2 separate regions of the Homo sapiens genome follow, and region 1 is linked to region 2. Evidence: chromatin contacts called from ENCODE Hi-C or POLR2A ChIA-PET data. All regions are on one chromosome and are shown on one strand. The core of a region is the stretch at or near the end of the contact, and the rest is flanking DNA. Distances in the headings are between cores, read along the strand shown.

Region 1 (6,897 bases), core at 93-2,592, 960 kb after region 2:
TCTATAATAAGAAATCATGCTTCTTTCTGGTAACTAAAGACACACTGTTTGCTGGTTTAAGGATGAAAGAACATTTTCAAGTTGTAGTAAAGTATAATATCATCAACTGACACACGGTGGTAATAAACCACCAAGTAGGAAGAGCTTAAGGACTTGATGCCAGAGAAAAAAACTAACAGAAAAAAACTGAAAACAGCAAAGGCAGAGGGCCGGGCGCGATGGCTCACGTCTGTAATCCCAGCACTTTGGGAGGCCAGGGTGAGCGGATCACTTGAGCTCAGGAGCTCGAGACCAGCCTGACCAACATAGAGAAACCCCATCTCTGATGAAAATACAAAATTAGCCGGGTGTGGTGACGCCTGCCTGTAATCCCACCTACTCAGGAGGCTGAGACAGGAGAATCGCTTGAACCTGGGAGGCGGAGGTTGCGGTGAGCCAAGATGGCGCCACTGCACTCCAGCCTGGGCAACAAGAGCAAAACTCCGTCTCAAAAAAAAAAAAAAAAAGAAAAAGAAAAAGAAAAAAGAAAGGAAGGAAGAAAGAAAAGAAAAGAAAAACAGCAAAAGCAGAGAGTCAGGAAAGCCCTTCGCTAATGTAGCAGGTGACAGACTTCATTTTATGAGACCTCAGCCCCATTAGTCAGAACGAAGTATTTCTACAAAGTACCTGTAACTGAAAAGATCCTCCCCGAGACATCACTAAACTATTAGTTACTGTGTAGCTAGGGACTGCCAGCAAATTAATTCCCTAAGTGACAGTTCAGAGATTCTCGTGTTTTTGTTTTGTTTTGTTTTAAAGAGGATGCAGACACCAAGAAGGTTTTTGTGTTTGTTTTCAATTAATATTTAGAAAGAAGACTTTTAAAAAGCAGTATCAACTGGCATGCGAGACAAAGAGAGGAGTTCAGTGTGGATATGGGCATTTCTGCTGAAGCCCAGTAGAAAGAGTACACTAATTACAACAAGAAAAGGAAAAGAAGAATCTGCATGGATGAAGAAAAAAACATACAACCCTTCGTAGTAGTCAAGGTAGAATGTGTTTGCGGCGTGATCTTTTTTGCAAGCCCAGCCACGTGTCCTTATAGAATCCCAAGGGTTCCACTTGCTCCCCGGGACCAAAAGCAGCGCCCCAAGGGAGGAGCCAAGTGCTGTGGACCCGATCTACACGTAGCCAACCCAGCAGATCCCAAAGCCCGGCGTCTCCTCTCCCCCACCTAGGATGTTCTGCCACCTGGACCCGACGCGTAGCAGGGCTCTCTGTAGCCATATTTCGCTAGATCCTTCTTTCTCCTGTAGTTTCAAGTGTCTAAGCAAAGCTCCCAGAGCAATCACGAGACTTCTGTGACAGGAGCCGTTTTCTTCCGGGAGATAAACAGCTCCCGCCCTGCGGAAATCCTGCAGCTTCGCTGAGGTGGCTGCTTCCAATCGGCCCCTCCTCTGGCTCCTCCTCCCTGGACTCAGCCAGGGTTCCCTCCAAGCAGCAGTCAGGTACAGCCTCCGTCCTGCTCTTAGCTCCCAGGGAGGGACTAGGGCCTCGCAGGAGCCCCTGCGCAGAGCACGTGCGAAGCTGACTAGTGAGGTTTTCTTTTTGCGCCCTGTGGATGTCAGAGAACAGTGTCATAACCTGGCGCCCTACATACACCTAGTTTCTGATCTGTCTCGGGCTGCGTTTTTTTGTTTGTTTGTTTGTTTTTTAGTTATGGTTTTGGTCTTTATTGTTCAGCAGCTACTCCCCAAACAACACTAAAATGTTTAGCTATTGCTTCTTTGCGGATTACTTCCAAATCAAGCAACATAAAATTGATGTATCACTTGATTTAAATAGATTTGCATTTATTTACAGGTTAGAGGCATTGGTGGGCCTTCCTAGAACACAGTAGTGAAAAGACGGAAACACATGCCTTTTAATGTGCAAGACCCCTTAGCATCCAGTTAAACCTCTTCATTTTTCACTTATCTAGAGAAATCCTAGATGCCCTATCAAAAGTACACTATCCCTAGTACATCACTAACTTTTCCTTCCTTCATAGTTCTCCTATTTGCTTATGTATTTATTGTGTCTCTCACCACCTCCATCATCACTACCACTAGAAAGCAACTGGGGGCAGGCAGATTGGTTTTTAATGAATAGGTAAGATAAACTGAATGAACGACGAAAGGTGAAATGATGTGCCTGAGGTCACAGTGATCATTGGGAACAAAACTGGAATTAAAATTCAGATCTATTAACTCTCAATCTAGTGCACTTTGCACCTCAGAAATATTGAGATTAAACCCAAGCAAAGACAGCTAGCAATAAACCCATTCCAAAGTTTCCTGATTAAGGAAGTTTGAGCCAACATGCCCAACACACTAGGGGTAGTAGCATAACTCAGAGAGATTCGATAAGTTGTATACATCAGTAAGTTACTGCTCCAGAATTTCTATATGTATATGCATACTTTGTCTCCATGTTTCCTTCCCCCTTCTGTATACATGTATACAGGAGGAAGGGGGAAGGAAACATGGAGACAAAGTGTGAATGGACAATAAAGCATAGCCAAAGAGTGGCAGCCCCTTGGCACCCCGTTGGGTTATTACTGTAAATGATACATCAAAGAAACAAAGTTACTCTGGTCTCAGGGCAGCTTTCTCACTATTATTTCAGTCCCTCTTTATCATTTTCAAATGAATGAATTATATCTTCTTGTTTCTGGGCCCCAATAAATCCCAGTTTGATGTTCATTTTGGTTTAATTTTGAGTAACAGGAGTCATCACTGTCACTTGTAAATAGTTTTAATAGGGAGATAACCTAAATTTTAAAAAAAAATGTAAAATGTTTAGGGACATCAGTAAATACAGAAAAGAACAGAATCTTTTTTTTTTTTTTTAGATGGAGTTTCGCTCTTTGTTGCCCAGGCTGGAGTGCAATGGCATGATCTCTGTTCACTACAACCTCCACCTCCCAGGTTCAAACGATTCTCCCGTCTCAGCCTCCCAAGTAGCTGGGAATACAGGCAGCCGCCACCACACCAGCTAATTTTTGTATTTTTAGTAAAGACGGGGTTTCACCATGCTGGGCAGGCTGGTCTCGAGCTCCTGACCTCAGGTGATCAGCCCACCTCGGCCTTCCAAAATTCTGGGATTAAAGGTGTGAGCCACCGTGCCCAGCCCAGAATCATTTTTTATTCAGATGTTTCTAATATATTCTTTTGCATTAGTTGAAAAATAACAAATTTTAAAGTTTTGAATTTTTTTAACAGTCCAAAATAAACTCATTTTATACAGGGTTAAAAAAAAATGACTGTAGAAACTGTTTCGAAAAAGAATACTTCCTACTGAATATGTACTTGATGACCGAACATTAACTTTGCTAAATGAAACCAGATGGCAAATCATTAGTTTGGACCTTGGATACATTGCTATTGCAGTCTCAACAAAACCGATGCAGACTAGAAAGCACCTTACAGAGCAATTAGTAAAGCATCCTTTTTTGAAATGATTGGCACAAAGTAAAACAGGATTAACAGAGCTAGAACTAAAACCTAGGTCTCTAGACTCCTAGCCTAGAGGCCATACTACTTCTGAATATGTGACTTTTGTTGAGACCCCAGTAAACTGTGCTTAAAAATAAATTATTGAAATGATTAGAATCCTTGTCCCAAAATAAAATGTGTACATTATAATTTTCATAAAGGATTACTCTTAAAATAACCTGTCCAAACTACTAGAGAACCCCAAATGGACACCAAAAACAAAACATTACTTTCTTATACTACCTTCCTTATACTAGGCATCTTGCTAAGTAAGCACTTTGCGTATATTATTGTCTCTTTAAACCTTTCCAACAATCCTTATGGGATAGAAAAATATTATTTCCTTTTCAATTTCAAGAAGATATTCCTTTAGTTCTTATTAGACATATCTAATAGTGAAAACATTTAAACATTTGGCTGGGCACAGTGGCTCATGCCTATAATCCCAGCACTTTGGGAGGCCAAGGTGGGCAGATCACCTGAGGTCAGGAGTTCGAGAACGGCCTGGCCAACATGGTGAAACCCCATCTCTACTAAAACTACAAAAATATAGCCAGGTGTGGTGGCGGGCGCCTGTAATCCCAGCAGCTTGGGAGGCTGAGGCGGGAGAATCGCTTGAACCCAGGAGATGGAGATTGAGTAAGCCAAAATCACGCCACTGCACTCCAGCCTGGGCAACCAAGAGCGAAACTCCATCTCAAAAAAAAAGAAAAGAAAATATTTAAACATTTATATTTTACAGTATTTTTATTTTCACAAATCCTGAACCTCTGGTTCTTTGCTTTTTGCAAGTAGGCACTCTTACAATAGGTTTAGAATCTGAATTATAAACTAATAAATGGTATATTATGATGGAGTCTTAAACAGAAACCTAATTAATAAACTTGAAATTGTTTCTCCTCAAAGGATATTAGTCTCCATTCAGATAAAATATTATAGCAAACTAAACAAAAACAAAACAAACACTAAAATGAAAGAATACAAAAACTTGATCCAAAATATGAGTTAAAGCATGGGTGTTAGAGACTTACAGACCTGGCTAGTGCCTATTGATGTTTCTCAGCTTAGAAATCACTTCCTTCAGGAAGTTTTCCATGTTCTCTACCCAAAACTAAATGTCTAAGACCACAGAGGGATTGACCATTTATCTGAAATAATGTTATTTCTGTGGTTTAATCTGTTTGTGCAACCTCTGGAAAATATTTCCTATTTTGACTTACAATAAAAACTATTGTTCACAATTGGGAGAATCTACTTCAGTGACCTATTTTGGATATTTTCTCATTATAGTAAATAATATGTAATACTTGTTTATGTCTTCTTTATAATGATGTTACATTCCTTCTTTTTTGTTGTTGTTGTTGAGACCAAGTCTCGCTCTTGTTGCCCAGGCTGGAGTGCAATGGCGCGATCTCGGCTCACTGCAACCTCCGCCTTCCGGGTTCAAGTGATTCTCCTGCCTCAGCCTCCCGAGTAGCTGGGATTACAGGTGCCTGCCACTTAATTTTTGTATTTTTAGTAGAGATGGGGTTTCAACATGTTGGCCAGGCTGGTCTCAAACTCCTGAACTGAGGCCATCCACCTGCCTCGGCCTCCCAAAGTGCTGAGATTACAGGCGTGAGCTACTGCACCCGGCCCCTTATTCTTCTGTTCATAAAATAGATACTGCTCTCTAGTGTATATAATCATTAAATGGCAAAAGATAAACTCATGAATCAGAGAAATCTATATTTATGTAGTTATGGAGGAAATAAAAATTGTGCAAAAATGCTTTAACCGAACATAGATTGTTTTGCAGAGTGAAAAACAAAGCAAAACAAAACGAAGACTCTAAGCACCCTCTGCTTGCCCAGTCATACAAAGCATCACATCAGTACTCTAATTACTTGTTTTCTGTCTAGTCTAAGTTTTTCTACTCAAAGTGTGGTCCTCAGAACAGCAGCATCAGCGTCACTTGAAAGTTTTTAGAAATACATTATCTTGGGCCGGGCGCAGTGTAATTCCAGCACTTTGGGAGGCCGAGGCGGGCAGATCACAAGGTCGGGAGATCGAGACCATCCTGGCTAACACAGTGAAACCCCATCTCTACTAAAAATACAAAAAATTAGCTGGGCGTGGTGGTGGGCGCCTGTAGTCCCAGCTACTCGGGAGGCTAAGGCAGGAGAATGGCGTGAACCTGGGAGGCGGAGCTTGCAGTGAGCGGAGATGGCACCACTGCACTCCAGCCTGGGTGACAGAGCAAGACTCCGTCTCAATAAAAAAAAAAAAAAAAAGAAATACATTATCTTGGGCCCAGACCTACTGAATCAGAATCTACAATGCAAGTCAAACATGCCATTTTAAATTTTCTAGAAGCCACTTTCAAAACAATAAAAAGAAATGTTAAATTTAATAATATATTTTATCTAATACACCAAAATATCATTTTAAATATAATATTTTAAATTATTGACATTTTACTTTTTTAAATAAGTCTCCAAAATCCAGCATATCTCAATTACAGCATATCTCAATTATGATGAGAAACAAGTGGCTGCTATATTAGACAGCACAGAGCTAGATTATAAGCTCCCTGAAGGCAAAGACTGTTTTACTCTGATTTTATAGACTCTGGCTCAGTGTTGAGCAGGCACTCAAGGAATGTTTAATGAAGGAATAAATTAATGAAATCAGATTAGCGTGGTTCCACTACTTTGTGACCCTAGGCAAGTCTGAAATTCCTCTTCTAAAAAAGGGAGATAAAAATACCTACTTCATAGGGTTATTATGAAGATTTTAAAAACCATCCCAACATTCTCTCCAGTTATTCTCTATCACCTAAATCTGGTTTGCTGTCTTTAAGGCCATCTGAAATTACATTATTTATTGATTTTTATACTTATTACCTGTCACCTCCACTAAAATTCATATTCCATGTTTCATCCATTATTCTATCATTCATTCATTCATTTAACAAATGTTTCTCTGTGCTACTATGTTCTAAGCACTATTCTAGGCACTGGGGATACAACAATAAACATAAACAAAAAGCTCCTGCTATTATGGCAAATTAAAATTAGTTAAGTAAATAAATGAATATATTACAAAAATTGATGCAAACTCTGCATCTAGTATACATTCCATCATCAAAATGAAATCTGAGAAACAAATATTTAGACTCTGAAATTAGAAATTTGCATTTCAAGCTTACAGTGTACATTAGCCTGACCAAACTACAGATAAATTGCCCCAATTTAAAACTATATTTTGTTTTTTCCTTTTTATTTCTTTTTTTTTTTTTTTTTTTTTTTTTTGAGACGGAGTTTTGCTTTTGTCATCCAGGCTGAGTGCAATGGCATGATCTCGGCTCACTGCAACCTCCGCCTGCTGGGTTCAAGCGATT
Region 2 (6,281 bases), core at 1,890-4,389:
GTGATAGAATCTCTCATCCAGTGGCTAGAGCGATACTAAGATGAGCATTACGGTTGGCAGGTTGTGCTCACAGCTCACAATTACTAAAATATTGACAATTAAGTTGGTAAGTGAGAACTTTGATAAGGGAGTAGCTGAGCAGAGAATCTTGTCACTAGATGTGGTACAGTGAAAACATCCTTAAAGTAGCAGTCAGGAGACCTGGGTCCTGGAATTTAATAAATGTTAGCTTCCTTCCACTCCTCTCTGTGATGATCAGCTCATCTTCAAGATGACGACCCTCCCAGCTCTAACACTGTATATGTCTCTAAGGATCATGTGCGTCACTTCACAAGAAGAAGCATCGTGAGCATGATTAAGGAGGCAGAAACATCAGATGCCTCATGGTGCACAGTGACATGCAACAAGGCTAGTCTTGTGCCGTGGTTGTTTGTTATGCATTTCTTGGCAATTTGCATTGTTGCCCTCAGAGACAGTGATTCAGATCTTAGAGCACATTCACTCTGAGACACTTCCAATAACTGAAGCAAAATGCTGCTGGTAGTTAGTCAAGATGTTTAAATGTCATTCGGTGATTGATCGCTTGTGAGTCATGATGACGCACAGTGATGCTCAGCATGCAAAGGACACAGTGGCTCTCCTCAGTCAGGACTGCATGGAAAGATGTCTGATAACCTGCTAACCCTCTGAAGAGCCTTCCAGAATGTGCCGGCTAACATGGAGGATCTAGACAGCTTCTCTCAAAACATTCCTTTTCTAGAAGAATTTACTTTGATTGGTAAGAGCCAGGGATATTAGGTAACTCCACTTGGGTAACCCATTGGCTGGCTCATAATAGATCCTTGTTGGATGAATGGAATGTAAAGAGAGTGAATGAGATAGTATTTTTGGGAAGATTGACGTTAAATCAGTGCTAGCATGTTGCTTGATTCTGTGACTAATATATTTGAGAAGCCTCTTGCACAGTGCTTGATGCATTGTAGGACATCAATATGTCCAAAAGCTATGGGGATACAGAATTCAGAACCCAAATAAGAGAATCCTTACTGATGTTTCAGGGATTCATCCCTGAACTGAAGAAAAGAACTTTCATTTCTTTTGTCCAGTGTTTCAATTATAATAATAAAATCATATGTATGGAATACTTTTCATGTACTCAGCACATTATTTTATTGGATCCTCACAGCTTAATGAGGTAGTACCATTACTATCAACCCCATCTTACAGACGGGGTAACTGAGACACACAGGGTAACTTGTCTGGTGGTGTTCAGCTGCTGCGTGGCAGAGCTGGGCTTCACACAAAGGCCAGTCTGACTCCAGAGCCCCACGCTCACCATCAAGCAGTGTGGCCTCTTAAGACACACAAAGTTTGTCCTGTGTTCTCAGTACCACATCACAAAGGGTAAACCCCCCAAATGGGACATCTGTTCACTTTCAAAAAGAGAGAAGGGAGGAAGTGAACTAATTTCTACTTAGCAATTAAGCACTGCTCATTTAGCAAAGGAAACAATTAGGATACAATATCTTGATCATGGAAAAATCAAACAGTCTTTACAACCCAACATTTAAGCCACATTTGCCCCAGCCTGGCTTTATCCCTGTATGAGTGGTGAACTGACTGGCTTTTTAATTTTTCTCCTGGATGTTTTGACATTTTATAGATGCACACAATGCATTTGTGAAGTGCCCACAGTTTGAAGTTTCTGCATAGCCCTCCTGCCTTTAGTCCTTGCCATGATAAACATGCCCAGATAGCAACTTCACAGAAGGCTGTGAACTTTGAAGTCTTTGAAAAATCTAAAAATTATATGACAGTGTTGTATATGGAATCACTGGTGAGAGAAAGCCAACATCTCCCTGAGTGCCAGACACACGGCCCTCATAAATCCTGGGCTAAGAGCAGAGAGGGGTGGTCTTGTTTACTTAAACTCTGGGATGGAATGGGCATGCTTAACATCACAGTAATCGACTCAATCAGGGGATCCAAATGGAATTGCTGCTACTCGTGTGCATTTAAATGTCATGGTTATATCAATAGTTCGGAAGAGGAAAGTATCCACGCTCAAGGTTGGATTAAATAAAACAGCTTCACCTTTCATTGAAATGTACATGAAAGAATTATTAAACGTCAGAGGACCGTTCAGTTTAATTTTGGGGAGATATGAGTTTACCAGTGAGAATTTAGCATTCTTCTGTAGGCCCTTTGAAGCTACATGTGTGTTCCCTTAATTGGATAGAAAGTTTCCCCATTGGATATAAGAGGAGCCTAGGACATTTCTCTTTATGGTACTCTGCTTCAACGGCATAGGTATTTAGTTACAGTTTTATGTATGTCAGGTTTCAGTTATTATGACTGGTGAAAATATGTCCAGAAAGTAGACTCCAATTCCTTGTTTAGCGGAAAGCATTTGCTTATTGTGCCACCAGGTAAAGTCTCATTTGGAATTCTTGTGCTTGGATTTTTAATGAGTTTGTTCCCCATACTTAGTTTAGATTTACAGAATGTCTAGGGGCGTGGCCATATGTGCACATAAAAGGTCACATAAAGTGATCTCGGGCAGATATGACAGGTCAGATGCTCTGGGTATAGCTCAAGCAATTCCCGCAAGCCGCAATGATAATGATTCATGGAAATGGGGTTAAAATGAAAGGTTCTCTGAAGTGTGACACCGTCAAGTGATGGTGGAGTGGTTAAAGATTGAGAGCAATATGGAAAAACTATTCAGAATATTGTTGGAGGGAAAATCCAGATAATGAAATGTAGAGTACCTCCTTATCAACCTACAAGCTGAATTTGTCACACTAAATATTTAATGAAGAGAAAACTGAGAAAGTTTAGAGATGAATGATGTGTCACACTCATATCTCAAAAGGAGAAAAGATAGCTTTTAGATTTCAACCAGCTAAGGACTAAAGGACTGGGGACATAAAACCATTTAAATTTTCCTCTAAGATTAGATTTTGAGGCTCTAAGTTAAGGCTTGTTGTTCTAGACAACCCACTTGAACATTCAGAAAACCTGAAGAATCTTTTTAACAATGTTCAGGTTTTGTTTTACTGCTGTGAGAGTAAAAATAACTTCACCCTCACATCTGATGAGTCACAGAGTGACTGTTGAGCTTGAAATGTTCTCTACTTCTGCTTTGTGATGAGCTAGCTGAGCATTGGTATGCAGAACTCAAACAGATGGACCAGAATTTGTTCCACGTTCACTCTCCTTATTTTTGTCAATGCCACCAACATTCCCCTAGCCATTAGGGCAAAGAATGTGACATCATCTTTGACATTTTACCTCTTCCTTCCCCTTCTGTTGCCAAATGTTGTCAGTTCTATATTTGGAATATTTCTTGAATCTATACTTTGTTCTCCATTCTTGTTGACACTGCCTTAGGCTATTATTGTCATGTACTAGGATAATTGTAAGGGTCATAATCTAACCCTAACATATGTTTTTTCCCCTGATTTCCCGTTATCTCCTATGCACTCCACTTGCCAGATAGACTGAAGTACAGTATTTGATGTTCTTTGCAGATACTCTGTTTTCTGACTTCTCTGTCTTTGTTCCTGCTGTTCTTTCTACTTGAATGGCTTTCACTCCTTATTGTTGTATACAGGAATCACACCAATTTTCAAGGACTAGCTCAAGAGCTTTCTCTTCCCCAAAGTCTGCTCTGATCTTGACCCTCTTCTCACTTGCCTTTCTTTCCCATTGCAACTTTCTTTCCACCTTTATAAGAGCGCTGATCATTGCATAGTTTACTTGCCATAGTTATTTTTACATTATGTTTTATTTCTTCTGCTAAACTCCAACTTTTAATTTTTATTTATTTTTACTTTTGACAGTCTATTTTTCTTTTTTTCCATTTCCCTCTCACTGACAGTCTATCATTCTTACATATTAATTTATTTTTCCTTAGTTTTACTGAGGTATAATTTATGAATAAAAATTATCTATATTTAAGGTATACAATGTGATGATTTGATATACATATACATTGTGAAATAGTTACCATAATCAAGCTAATTAACATATCCAATCACCACACAGTTACCATTTTTTTATTTTAAATTTTTATTTTTTATAGAGGTGGGGTCTTGCTATGGTGCCCAGGCTGGTCTTAAGCTCCTGGCCTCAGCGATCCTCCTGCCTTGGCCTCCCAAAGTGTTGCGATTCCATGCATGAACCACCATACCTGGCTCATTATTTTGTGTGTGTGGAGAGAATGCTTAAGATTTACTCTCTTAGCAAATTCCAAGTATACAATGCAGTATTATTAACTATAATCATCATGTTGTATGTTAGATCTCCAAAACATATTCATCTTATGACTGAAAGTTCATAAATTTTGACCAACATCTCCCCATTTCTCTAACCCCAGCCCCTGGCAACTGCTTATTATGCTCTCTGCTTCTGTGAGTTTGACTTTCTTATTTTTAATTTATTTTTGTTTTTTATTTTTGATACAGGGTCTCACTCTGTCACCCAGGCTGGAATGCAGTGGCGTGATCATGGCTCACTGCAGCCTCCACCTCCCCAGACTCAGGTGATTCACCTGAGTAGCTACTCAGCCTCCTGAGTAGCTGGGACTACAGGCACATGCCACCACGCCTGGCTAGTTTTTTGTAATTTTTTTTTTGTAGAGATGAAGTTTCCCCATATTGCACAGGCTGGTCTCAAACTCCTGGGCTCAAGCAATCCTCCTGCCTTTGCTTCCCAAAGTGCTAGGATTATAGGTGTCGGCCACTATGCCCAGTGAGTTTGACTTTTTTAGATTTCACATGTAAGTGAGAATTATACAGTATTTATCTTTCTGTTTCTGGTCTATTTCACCTAGCATAATGTCTTCCAGGCTGATCTAGGTTGTCACAAATGGAAGGATTTTCTTCATTTTCATGGCTGAATAATATTCCATTGTATGTACAAAACTTCAAGTTTTTTAAAAATTATACTTTAAGTTCTGGAATACATGTGCAGAATGTGCAGGTTTGTTACATGAGTATACATGTGCCATTGGTGGTTTGCTGCACCTATCAACCCATCATCTACATTAGGTATTCTCCTAATGCTATCCCTCCCCTAGCCCACCACCCCTCAACAGGCCCTGGTGTGTGATGTTCCCCTCCCTGTGTCCATGTGTTCTCATTGTTCAACTCCCACTTTTGAATGAGAACATGTGGTGTTTGCTTTTCTGTTCCTGTGTTAGTTTGCTGAGAATGATGGCTTCCAGCTTCATCCATGTCCCTGCAAAGGACATGAACTCATCCTTTTTTGTGGCTGCATAGTATTCCATGGTGTACATGTGCCACATTTTCTTTATCCAGTCTGTCACTGATGGGCATTTGGGTTGGTTCCAAGTCTTTGCTAGTGTGAATAGTGCTGCAGTAAACATATCTGTGCCTGTGTCTTTATAGTAGAATGATTTATAATCCTTTGAGTATATACCCAGTAATGGGATTGCTGGGTCAAATGGTAATTCTGCTTCTAGATTCTTGAGGAATTGCCACACTGTCTTTCACAATGGTTGAACTAATTTACACTCCCACCAACAATTTAAAAGCGTTCCTATTTCTCCACATCCTCTGCAGGGTCTGTTGTTTCCTGACTTTTTAATGATCGCCATTCTAACTGGCATGAGATGGTGTCTTATTGTGGTTTTGAATTGCATTTCTGTAATGACCAGTGATGATGAGCCTTTTTTCATGTTTGTTGGTTGCATAAGTGTCTTCTTTTGAGAAGCGTCTGTTCATGTCCTTCACCCACTTTTTTATGGATCCATAAAAGAATCCATATCTAATTAATATTCATATTACCAATGCAAGCTTAGGATGGCTGTTCCTGTACTTTTTATTATGAAAGTCATGAAACAGAATACTAATTATTTAATAGTAATACAGCCTGTACTTAAATAAATATTGCCAATAACTTGTTTATTTTCAAGTTGGTTTCGGGGGTGCCAAACCACAGGCCAATTGTTGAATGACTATTATAGTGTGTGTGTGAGTACTATAATCAGGCATAGAAACAATGGCCTTTGGCATTACCTTTAAAAATAAGTGAAAGGACAAAATAAATCTAATAAGAATTTGGACTAATATAAATATAATCAGGTTAAATTTCCAGAACAAAACATTTTTGTTTCTAATGCTGAGTAACAGGTGCAAGAGCAGTAGCTGCGTGATTTTATAACCATTATTTTTAAAATATTTCTAATTACATGATAATATTAATTGAAATATAAATATTTTTAGTATTTTAGTATTAAAATATTTATATTTCAG

What was found. Hi-C counts contacts between places; a loop is a spot of excess contacts on that map. ChIA-PET counts read pairs that join two places held with the same protein, here RNA polymerase II (POLR2A). Pooled maps may share reads with other maps.
Region 1: a loop to region 2 is called in a pooled map, with 4 times the contacts of the local background. The contact joins the promoter of GALK2 here to the enhancer-like site in region 2. A Hi-C loop is called at or near these places in 6 of 50 pooled maps. POLR2A ChIA-PET finds 5 or more read pairs at or near these places in 2 of 52 experiments (activated CD4-positive, alpha-beta T cell and activated naive CD8-positive, alpha-beta T cell).

Annotation. Positions count from the first base shown.
Region 1 is chr15:49,164,692-49,171,588 of GRCh38, reverse strand. GALK2 (galactokinase 2) reads right to left here and starts at 1,342. Exons shown (of 10, transcript NM_002044.4): 1 at 1,214-1,342. The coding sequence starts at 1,266. It overlaps MIR4716 (microRNA 4716), which reads left to right and starts at 2,436; the gene lies at 2,436-2,519. RefSeq lists enhancers at 1,155-1,394, 1,026-1,930.
Region 2 is chr15:50,131,774-50,138,054 of GRCh38, reverse strand. It overlaps a transcript of ATP8B4 not described here. Among named protein-coding and RNA genes, the nearest start is that of ATP8B4, 16 kb to the right of the region's middle. RefSeq lists an enhancer at 298-804. Within about 2 kb of position 3,139, at least 4 of the 41 ENCODE cell types and tissues checked have a DNase peak (open chromatin) inside an H3K27ac peak, as active enhancers do.